2 separate regions of the Mus musculus genome follow, and region 2 is linked to region 1. The links are chromatin contacts, found by Hi-C or POLR2A ChIA-PET in ENCODE. All regions are on one chromosome and are shown on one strand. The core of a region is the stretch at or near the end of the contact, and the rest is flanking DNA. Distances in the headings are between cores, read along the strand shown.

The links. Hi-C counts contacts between places; a loop is a spot of excess contacts on that map. ChIA-PET counts read pairs that join two places held with the same protein, here RNA polymerase II (POLR2A).
Region 2: a loop to region 1 is called in a map of T-helper 17 cell, with 2.8 times the contacts of the local background. The contact joins the promoter of Pik3cg here to the promoter of Gdap10 in region 1. A Hi-C loop is called at or near these places in 1 of 37 maps with a recorded cell type or tissue (T-helper 17 cell). POLR2A ChIA-PET finds 5 or more read pairs at or near these places in 1 of 5 experiments (embryonic stem cell).

Annotation. Positions count from the first base shown.
Region 1 is chr12:32,822,037-32,826,467 of GRCm38, forward strand. Gdap10 (ganglioside-induced differentiation-associated-protein 10) reads left to right here and starts at 2,080. Exons shown (of 1, transcript NR_045032.2): 1 at 2,080-4,431. All of the region lies in intron 1 of Nampt (nicotinamide phosphoribosyltransferase), which reads left to right.
Region 2 is chr12:32,206,368-32,210,798 of GRCm38, forward strand. Pik3cg (phosphatidylinositol-4,5-bisphosphate 3-kinase catalytic subunit gamma) reads right to left here and starts at 2,292. Exons shown (of 11, transcript NM_001146200.2): 1 at 2,151-2,292.

The DNA of each region.
Region 1 (4,431 bases), core at 830-3,329:
CAAGATAATTTTCAGATATTTTACTGTATTATGTGTAAACGATTGAACGTAAAGGGAAATATAAACAGACTTAAAAGTCCAGGCTTAGGAGGGCACATAATTATTTTAATCCCAACACTCAGAAACCAGAGAGGCAGGCTTCTGTGAGGTCCAGGCTAGTCTGCTCTACATAGCAGAGAAGGAGCAGCTGGAACTACAGGGTTTATCAAAAAGAAAGCAGTAGCTCCTCCCGCCATTGTGAGTGCCAAGTGTGACACTGCTGCAGGTCACAGTGGTGTTTTGGAGATGTGTTTAGTTAAGAAGTAATCTTAAAGCTTTCTAATGTCCTAGCAAGTCCTGCTTAGCTGAGGGAATTTTATTTGCATATAATAAATTTTATTCCTGACCGGTGGTCTCAGGGGGCTAATATTAAAGTATTTATCCTTCTTGTCTTTTTAATCCTAGGTAGAGAGGTAGCAAGAGTGCTAAGCACGATATTACAAGTAATGAAAATTCTTTCATTTGGCAATTATATATTCTTGTCAGATCTCAAAAATTCGTGGCTGTTTAGAAGAGAGTGGCTGGAGGATGAAGAGATTCTTCTAAAATTAAAGGGAAATGGTTTCCTAAACTACACAGCAGAGAAGGCGGTGGCCAAGCATATAGCAACATGTGGGATACATTTTCACAGTGTCCTTAAGAAAGGGCAGGACACTCGGGGCTAGTGCAGGGGCATTTGAAGCACACTTCCATTTCTGGGATCTCGTATTTCATTGTGTGTAATAAGGACCTGAGAACACAGGCAGATGCAGCTCTTCAGTTTCATCTTGAGTTTATTTTCCAAATAAAAAGGGCCTGCTCTTACGGCTTCAATCATTTATATTTTCAGAATTGCTTAGGGCACATCTCCTACCCAGCTTTAGTGACATTGCACTAACCCAGCTAGGGAGAATGGGTGTGAGCCACTCCAGCCATTTCGGTGGTTGGATTGCATTCGGGACTTTCCTGTAAAGGAGACGTGGTTTTTCCTTTGAACTTACCTCTGGGATAATCAGAAATAACCAGAAAGCAGTCAAAGATGATTTTCTTTTGGATTCCACAAAACTGTATACTTTTTTTCCTGAATAAGCGCCTACAGCAGAGAATAGTTTTAACATTTTTTTCAACATTTTATCTCTAGCAGATTAGCAGAAGACACTGTCATTGTGCTATGGCTGGAAAAGACAGAATACACAAAAGTAGTCCTTCAGCAGTGTTCAGGTCTCATCACCCCACTGAGAGATGTGCCGCCAGGGTAGCTTGCTTCTCAGAGGCTTCCTAGGCCTCGACGTAGGGCCCAGCACTCTGCCGTCATTCCTTTATACGGAGTGAAGGAACCCAGAGGGAACAACATGGCGTTACAATCCAGGGTGGAGAAAGGTTGGTTTTAGGGACGCTTCCAAGAGCTGCCTAACTTCCTTGTGGCAATGAAACCGGCAGACATTGTGTTCGCCAATGGCTGAGGAACACAGGAAGTTGAGAATTATTGCAGAAGAGATTTGGAGAGATGAGAATCATATGACCAGGTTGGTTCTGACTGGAACTTCCAATCTTTTCCTCTCACTGGTTCCCATTTTTTGTAATCTCCTCTTCCGTGCTTCTGAGTAAACACTACAGGCTTGGGACATGGGTCCATGGCACCAGCACTTACCACTGAGGAGGGGCAGTGCTAGGACTCAGCGTTTTGGTCTTTTGTTGTTGTTTTTTTTTTTTTCTCCTGTCCTTAAAACACATGCATGTAGCAGTCATTGACATACCTCTGTAGACCTAGCACCCTTGGTTACATAGGAAGTATGGGGTAGCCTGGGCTATATGAGACCTTGTCCTAAGGAAGAGGGTGATATTTTAAATATATTTCTCCAAGTAAGTTTTATAAGTTGTAGGGGAAACTTGGACAGTTGAAATAAGACAGTAAAGCTGGCAACATCAGGTAAAGAAAGGTGCTTGCTCTCAGGCGGGGACCCAAATGGTGGAAGGAGAGAACCAACTCCTACAAGCAGTTTATGCTTCAGAGCTGAATTGCAACAAATTATCTTCTGTGGCAGCAAATTTCCAGGGCTTCACAAATTTTAAAAACTCCTGGGAAGCAGATAACTTTTGCTTTTTTCCCCCATATATTGCATTAGCTGTAGTGAAGCAGGGTGTCAGCCAGGATGGGGATAGTAGAGCCTACTCTGCTGTAGGTGTTGCCCATATGATGGAACTTGTTCTGTGGCATTGAATATGTTAGCCCATTGCATTTTAAACTTTGGCTCTTAATTATTTCTTACCAGTTAAAAATACAAGTGTAACTGAAGAAGTGGGCAAGTGAGTACCAGTTGCCTTTGGTGATATGATATCAGTTTATGAGGAAAGATCTTGAGAAAGTATCTCAGGTCAACCTATGGAATACCTTAAAGGAGCAACTAGAGAAAATTACACCTAATTTCCTGTCTTAGTCAGAGTTCAGTTGCTGTGAAGAGACTCTGTGACTGTGGCAACTCTCCGAAAACATTTAATTGGGGTAGCTTACAGTTCAGAGATTCAGTCCATTATCATGGTGGGAAGCATGGCAGCCTGCAGGCCGACTTGGTGCTGGAAGAGCTAGGCTTGATTCAAAGGCCGAAGAAGGAGAATTGGGTGGCCTGCACCCACAGTGAACACATTTCCTCCACTAAGACCTCACCTACTCCAACAAGGTTACGCTTCCTAATAGTCCCGCTCCGGCTGACCAGGCATTTAAATGAGCCTTAGGGGGCCATTCTTATTCAAACCAGCACATTCCCCTGTAGGATTCTGCTTACATTAAGTGTGCCTTTATCCTCAGGCCCCACTGTTCTAGTGGCGCAAGGGTAGAAACACTTGGGGATGGAGTGTAGTCATGTAGTTGCTTGGCTAACAGCCTAACAGCCTGCTTTGGAGAAAGCTCCCTGTGTTAAAACATGGAACTAGAACCTCTTTATTCTAGACATCGAAAGTTATTGTCTAGCACCTAATCTTTTAGAAGCGTGTAGGAACTTCTTTTTTTCCTAGCTAAAAAAGAAAACTAACAATAGATATGTTGCCTCCATGCATGTCTGTGTGCCACATGTGTCCCAGGTCCCTCTAAATTCCTTGGACCTGGATCGACAGAGAGTTGTGGGCTCCCAGGTGGGTGCTGGGAACTGAAGTCCAGTTCTTAATCGCTGAGCCATCTCTCCAGGCCCTGAGACAGCTCACCTTTTCATCAGAAAAGCAGGTGCAGTGAAGGTCTGTTAAAGGCTATATTCACAGGCTCCTGTGTTCCTCACAGAGCTGTTAGCCACCGAGGACCCTGCCAGTTCAAGGAACGATTACTAGTAAGGTTGCCTGGGAATGTGAAGAATTTTCTATTTCTCATAGAATCATTTTATCTAGCAATAGAAATTAAGGCAGTGGACAAATTAACAGGAGTCAAGATCTTCCTTTTCATACACTTAACTGAGCACACGAAACTGATTTAGTGTTGCTTCATGTTGAAGACTGGGCTCTTGATCTTCCCACTTATCCCTCCCATAGTCTTCATTGACTCAATAAACGAACCCTTTATTTGAAAAGAAGCTGAAGTAGGGTTTGAAACATACCTGTGGTTGGTCTGTTACTCACTAGGTAGCCCAGGCTGGCCTTCCAGCTCAAGGTAACCTTCCTGCCTTCCCTGAGTGCTGGCATTTCAGGTGTGTGCCACTACTCCTGGTAAATGGCACCATTGTTAACCCAGTTGCTCAACCAAACTCTAGGAGGTATCCGTGATGTCTCTTTGCTCTCCACATCCAGCTCTAACCCTTCTTTACCTCCAGAAACACTGGGTAGGTCTTTTCCTTATCTGACTTGTGGGCGGTAACTTCTGAATTCCTGACTCTGCTTTGAGCATCCAGTAATCCATGTTTCTCTTTCTGTCTGCAGGACTGATTGTTTTATGCTGGTGTGTGTGTGTGTGTGTGTGTGTGTGTGTGTGTGTGTGTGTGTGTGTGTGAGAGAGAGAGAGAGAGACAGACAGACAGACAGACAGACAGACTTTCAGCTGTGCCATCTATCTTCCCCCAACCCCAGACTGGGAAATTGTGAGGAGGGCTAGGAGTTGTAGCTCAGTGTTAGAGCATGTTCTTACCATATGTAAGAGCCTAGATTCAATTTTCAGCATTAAAAAAAATTCGAATCAGGTTACAGTTACCCTGGCTTAAGACATAGAGGCTTCCATTGCAGTTAATACACAATGGGAGCTCCTTCTCAACCCCTGTGCCTGTGCCTGCGTCTGATCTCTTACCTACAGTTCCAAGGACCAGCAACACAGGCCGTTGTTCTGTACTGTCCCTTAGGCCGAAGAGTTTCCTGTCTTGTCATTGTCTTGTCATTTGAGTCTTGTTCACATGTCATCACCTTGGAGAAATTTCCCTAGGTCCCTTCTGTTCTCTCCTC
Region 2 (4,431 bases), core at 1,042-3,541, 620 kb before region 1:
TGTATGATGTTTTCATTTAATGCACCATGGGCCTGGAGAGATGGCTCAGTGGATAAAAGTGCTTCCTGTACAAACATAAGGTCAGAGTTCATACCCTACCTCCCATATAAGCATTACCATTGTCCCCATGGACCTGTAACCCCAGGGGTGGGTCTCTCTCTCTTTCTGTCTCTGTCTGTCTGTCTCTAACGTTTTCTCTCTGTCTCTGTCTGTCTCTGTCTGTCTGTCTGTCTGTCTCTCTCTCTCTCTGTGTTGGGAGGAGAGCAGAGATGAGAAAACTTACTGGGGCTTGCTGTCTGTCTCCCAGCCTAGCTCCAGGTTCAGTGAGAGACCCAGTCTGAAAGGAATAAGGTGGAGAGAGTCTCCTCTGTCCTCTGCAGGTATACTTGCACACCTGCACACACATATGCTCACACCACACAATATACCGCCCTCACATGTGCACAAAAATATGTTAAACCCTCATCTAGCACAGTGTCTGTCATTTACTGGCTCAAAATGGCAACTGTTTGTAAGTACCCTGAAACTCACAGATGCATAAGACAGTACAGTGGAGGGCAAAGGCTGAGTCCCTAAGGTGCGGTGTGAGACCCTGAACATCACTTTGAGAACAAGCCAATGCCGATGCATTTCCTCTGTTCAGTCTCACACTTCTCTAACCTAGACACCCAATCTTGCTTCATCTTCTCTATTTTCAAACTGTCTGAACCCAGTCTCCCTAGTCAACTTCCTGTCTTCTTTCTTTTCATTTTTTCTTTCTATATAAGAAAGCTAGTCATTCCATTCATAAAACTCAAGTGTAGTAAAACTGGTGAAGATTGTAATCAAAGCCGTGTCCCCACACATACCATTTTGGTCATGGAATGCAGAGCATTCCAGCTATCACTGCTATATTAGGGCAGGGGGAGGTGCTAACATACATGGACTTTACCAATATGAACTTTTAGGTAATTTTAACTGAGCCAGTTGGTTTGGCCTGCCTCTGCTTTAGAGGGGACACAGTAGAAGACGTGATTCCTGCCCTCCCATGACCCGAAACAATAATTCAGTTTCCTTATGTCCTAATATTTTCATCTCCATAGCAGGAATTTACAAATTTGTTCCCATCATATTACCTATATTTAGGTATTTGCCCTCTACAAGGTATTTAAGCATAACTATGAACCCATCAACTAATGACTGAAATGCTCAGAGTTCCAAAACTAAAAAATAATCCATAAAAATGATTCATAAAAATTTTGATTTTAATATTTAACATTGCTACATTGGTACTACATTATATTCTAAACCACATTCAAATATTGAAACAAAATATTTCAGAAAATATCATTTACTCTCTAATTGATGTTAATGAGATCCATAATTAGTTTTTCCTGAAGAACAGTGGAGTGTTAATTATATACCCCAAAGGAGATCTTGATTAAAAGCTATAAAAGACAAGTTACATTGGATCTCAACTTATGTACAATTCTTGGGTTAAACTATTTTAAAAGTCAATTCTCCCTCCTTTTAAAATATAATGAAGCTATACTTAGTAAATAAATGAAACCAACTGTCCCAAACAACTGTTGCTTGGTAGCTTAAAGCATTCACTTTGGTCTTTTGGTATAGTATAGAATAACCAACAAAGAAAAGAACCATAAACTATTTTGATACTGACATGAACTTAAAATAAAACATGTCCAAATTTAAGCATACAAATATAACTCAGTTATCTGCCTCAGTGACAGCAGGAACTCACGCTATATAGCACGATACAAGGTACAGAAGAGAAAAGGCTGACCAAATACTCACTGGGTTTCCTCATGGCTGGGACTAAGTAGCTTTGTCCTCTTACAAAAACACTGTCTGGACAGAATTCCCAAGCAAGCACTTGGTCGACTCTGGAGCCTGTCCGTCACGGGCTCTGTGGCCGCCCCTTTCCGCACAAACAAAAACAGAAAGAACTAGTGCACCTGCAAGCCCTTGCTGGACGGAACTTTGTGGATGTACACAGTCTAAGCGCGCCGAGACAAGGAAACTCAGACGCTCGGGGGTTGGCTCAGCTTGAACCGGCAATGGATCCAGACAAAAAGATTCTAGCTGAGAAGGAAGGTGTTACTGTTCCAAGTCATACCAAGCAAAGAGCAAACAACAGAAAGCAGTCGTACCTGAGGCAGCCCTGGAGGTGATGCGGAGGAGGATCATTTGTTTACTTTAGGAAAAAAAAAAAAAAAACGAATCTAGACCTACCCGGGGCACCTCGTCTCTTCCTCTTTTCTGGGGCTCCCTTCATATCCAGATGCAGAGGAAGTGTTGCAGTTACCAGGAAGGAAGTTTTAACCAAGTTGATTATACATGTGATTGCTCATTTTAAAAGTGTCAGAAATGCATTTCCTGCTGAAGCACACACAGAGCAGAGCGGAACAGAGAACGGTGTTTGCCTTACTATTTCTCTCACTCTTTGAATTAACTCTTCAAAGATTGTGAGAGACTCAGACAAACCAAAAATATACCCAAGGCATAAACAAATGAAGCGTGTGTGTAGCTAGCAATAAGTAGAAGAAAGGGCTGCGTAGCCACAGTATTGGATTGCTTGTAGTGAAATCTATTTCCCTTTGAGAATTCGAATAAGCCCTAGTGTGTGTGTGTGTGTGTGTGTGTGTGTGTGTGTGTTGTAACTGTGGACTGTTGGGCTCAGTCTGGATGCTTGCAAGAGCAAAGCCTGGGAACTCACTTCCTTACATTGGTGAGACCTCCCCCTGCCTCCCTTCTAGACCATTCAAGTCTCAAAATATCACAAACTGAAAGTCCTGCAGCATGCAATGTGTGTGCCTGTTGCTGATATGCTGAGTGTGTGTGTGTGTGTGTGTGTGTGTGTGTGTGAAAATGAATTAGTCAGACAAAACAGGAGGACATTGCTCTCCTGGCGACATTAGGGAGCTAGAAACTGCCTGCTCCAGGCAGGTAATCACTGAGAGATGGCTTCCAGTTTCCACAGGCTTGGAGAACAGGGAGGAGGCAGGCTCTGAATTCTTCTTAAAGCAGTCCTATATTTTCCAAGTAACCTCAATTCCTTCTACAACCCTAAGCATAGCCAGTCGTCCCCTGTTCCAGGGGTCTCTATACCAGGGCTTATTCTCCCCCACTAGGCTGTCAAGGATTCCAGCTGGAACAGCAAGAAGGATAGAGGAGCCTCACACAGCCCTCCGAAGCACAGCCTCATGAGTTTCTTTGAGCTTCGTGGATATTGAGATAGAGTCTCTGACCTGTTCTATTTCCTCTCACACAGTCCTTGTGATGGTTCGTACAGATTGTAAACGTGACAGGATCTGGAATCTAAGAGACAAATCTCTGTGCATCCCTATAAGCCTGTCTCTAGACTGGCTTAGGTGAAGTATATAAAGGTCCACTCTAAACATGGGAGCTGCAGTTCTGGATGGGAGAAAGCCAGAGAACGGCAGGCCCTGTTCATCTGCTTCCTGATGGCAGATGCAATGTTAGCAGCTGCTCTATGATCCTGCCGGCATGACTTTCCTGCCACGATGCACTGTACCCTCAAATTGGGAACCAAAATAACTCCCGTTCTGCCTTAAATTGCTTCTGTTGGATGCTTTGTCACAGCAACAAGGAAAACAGTACATAAAAGATAAAGTCCTTTGGGTCTTAGCTTTAAAATAGTGGTTTAAGAGTCAATAGCAGTGGTCAAGTCTTGATTCAAAGGCTGCTGAATTTCAGATATGTAAAGGGGGTATTTCAGCTTTCCAAAGCATATTTCTATGTAAGCATACTTCCTTGAGAGGTTGGTATCTTTACAAGTCTCAGGGTAGCTTGAATTGTTTAGGGGGGAAGACTTACCAAGTTATGCTTCACTCAGTGTGTGTGTGTGTGTGTGTGTGTGTGTTTGGGGGGGCCCTGACAGCAGGTGAAGTGAGTAGGGCTCTTCAGAGGGGACGCTGACCTGAGGGGACTGTGAGCTGACTAATTCTCAGCTTTCCAGCTTTACACACACATGCATATGCACGCTTTCAGAAATGCTAGACTCAGGCTCTTGGGTCCTTTTTCTTTTGAAAGGACTATTCAGCTAAGTTCACTCATGTGAAAAAAATGTCAATTCTCTGACTAAACTTTCAAATACTTTAGGCTTACCGGTGGTTTGAGATTAAACGTCCTATGATCGTCTTCAATTGCTCATACAGCCACTAAAATTTACTATTTGTAGTGAATATTGTTAGGCAGAAGTAATGAGACATGCCTGGTGCCTCTTTTCTCTGTGTGTACTTCTCCATATGGAACCTCATTTTCCTAATAAGGAAATTTTATCCCCAGAAATTTGGGGTCAGCCGATCTCCAGGCTACGTCACTTATGGTAGTGATAGCGTGCTGCTGTTTTGTCCATTCTGAGAGTCTCATGCATCTAGCACTATATTCTCAATGGAATAATCAGGTTAC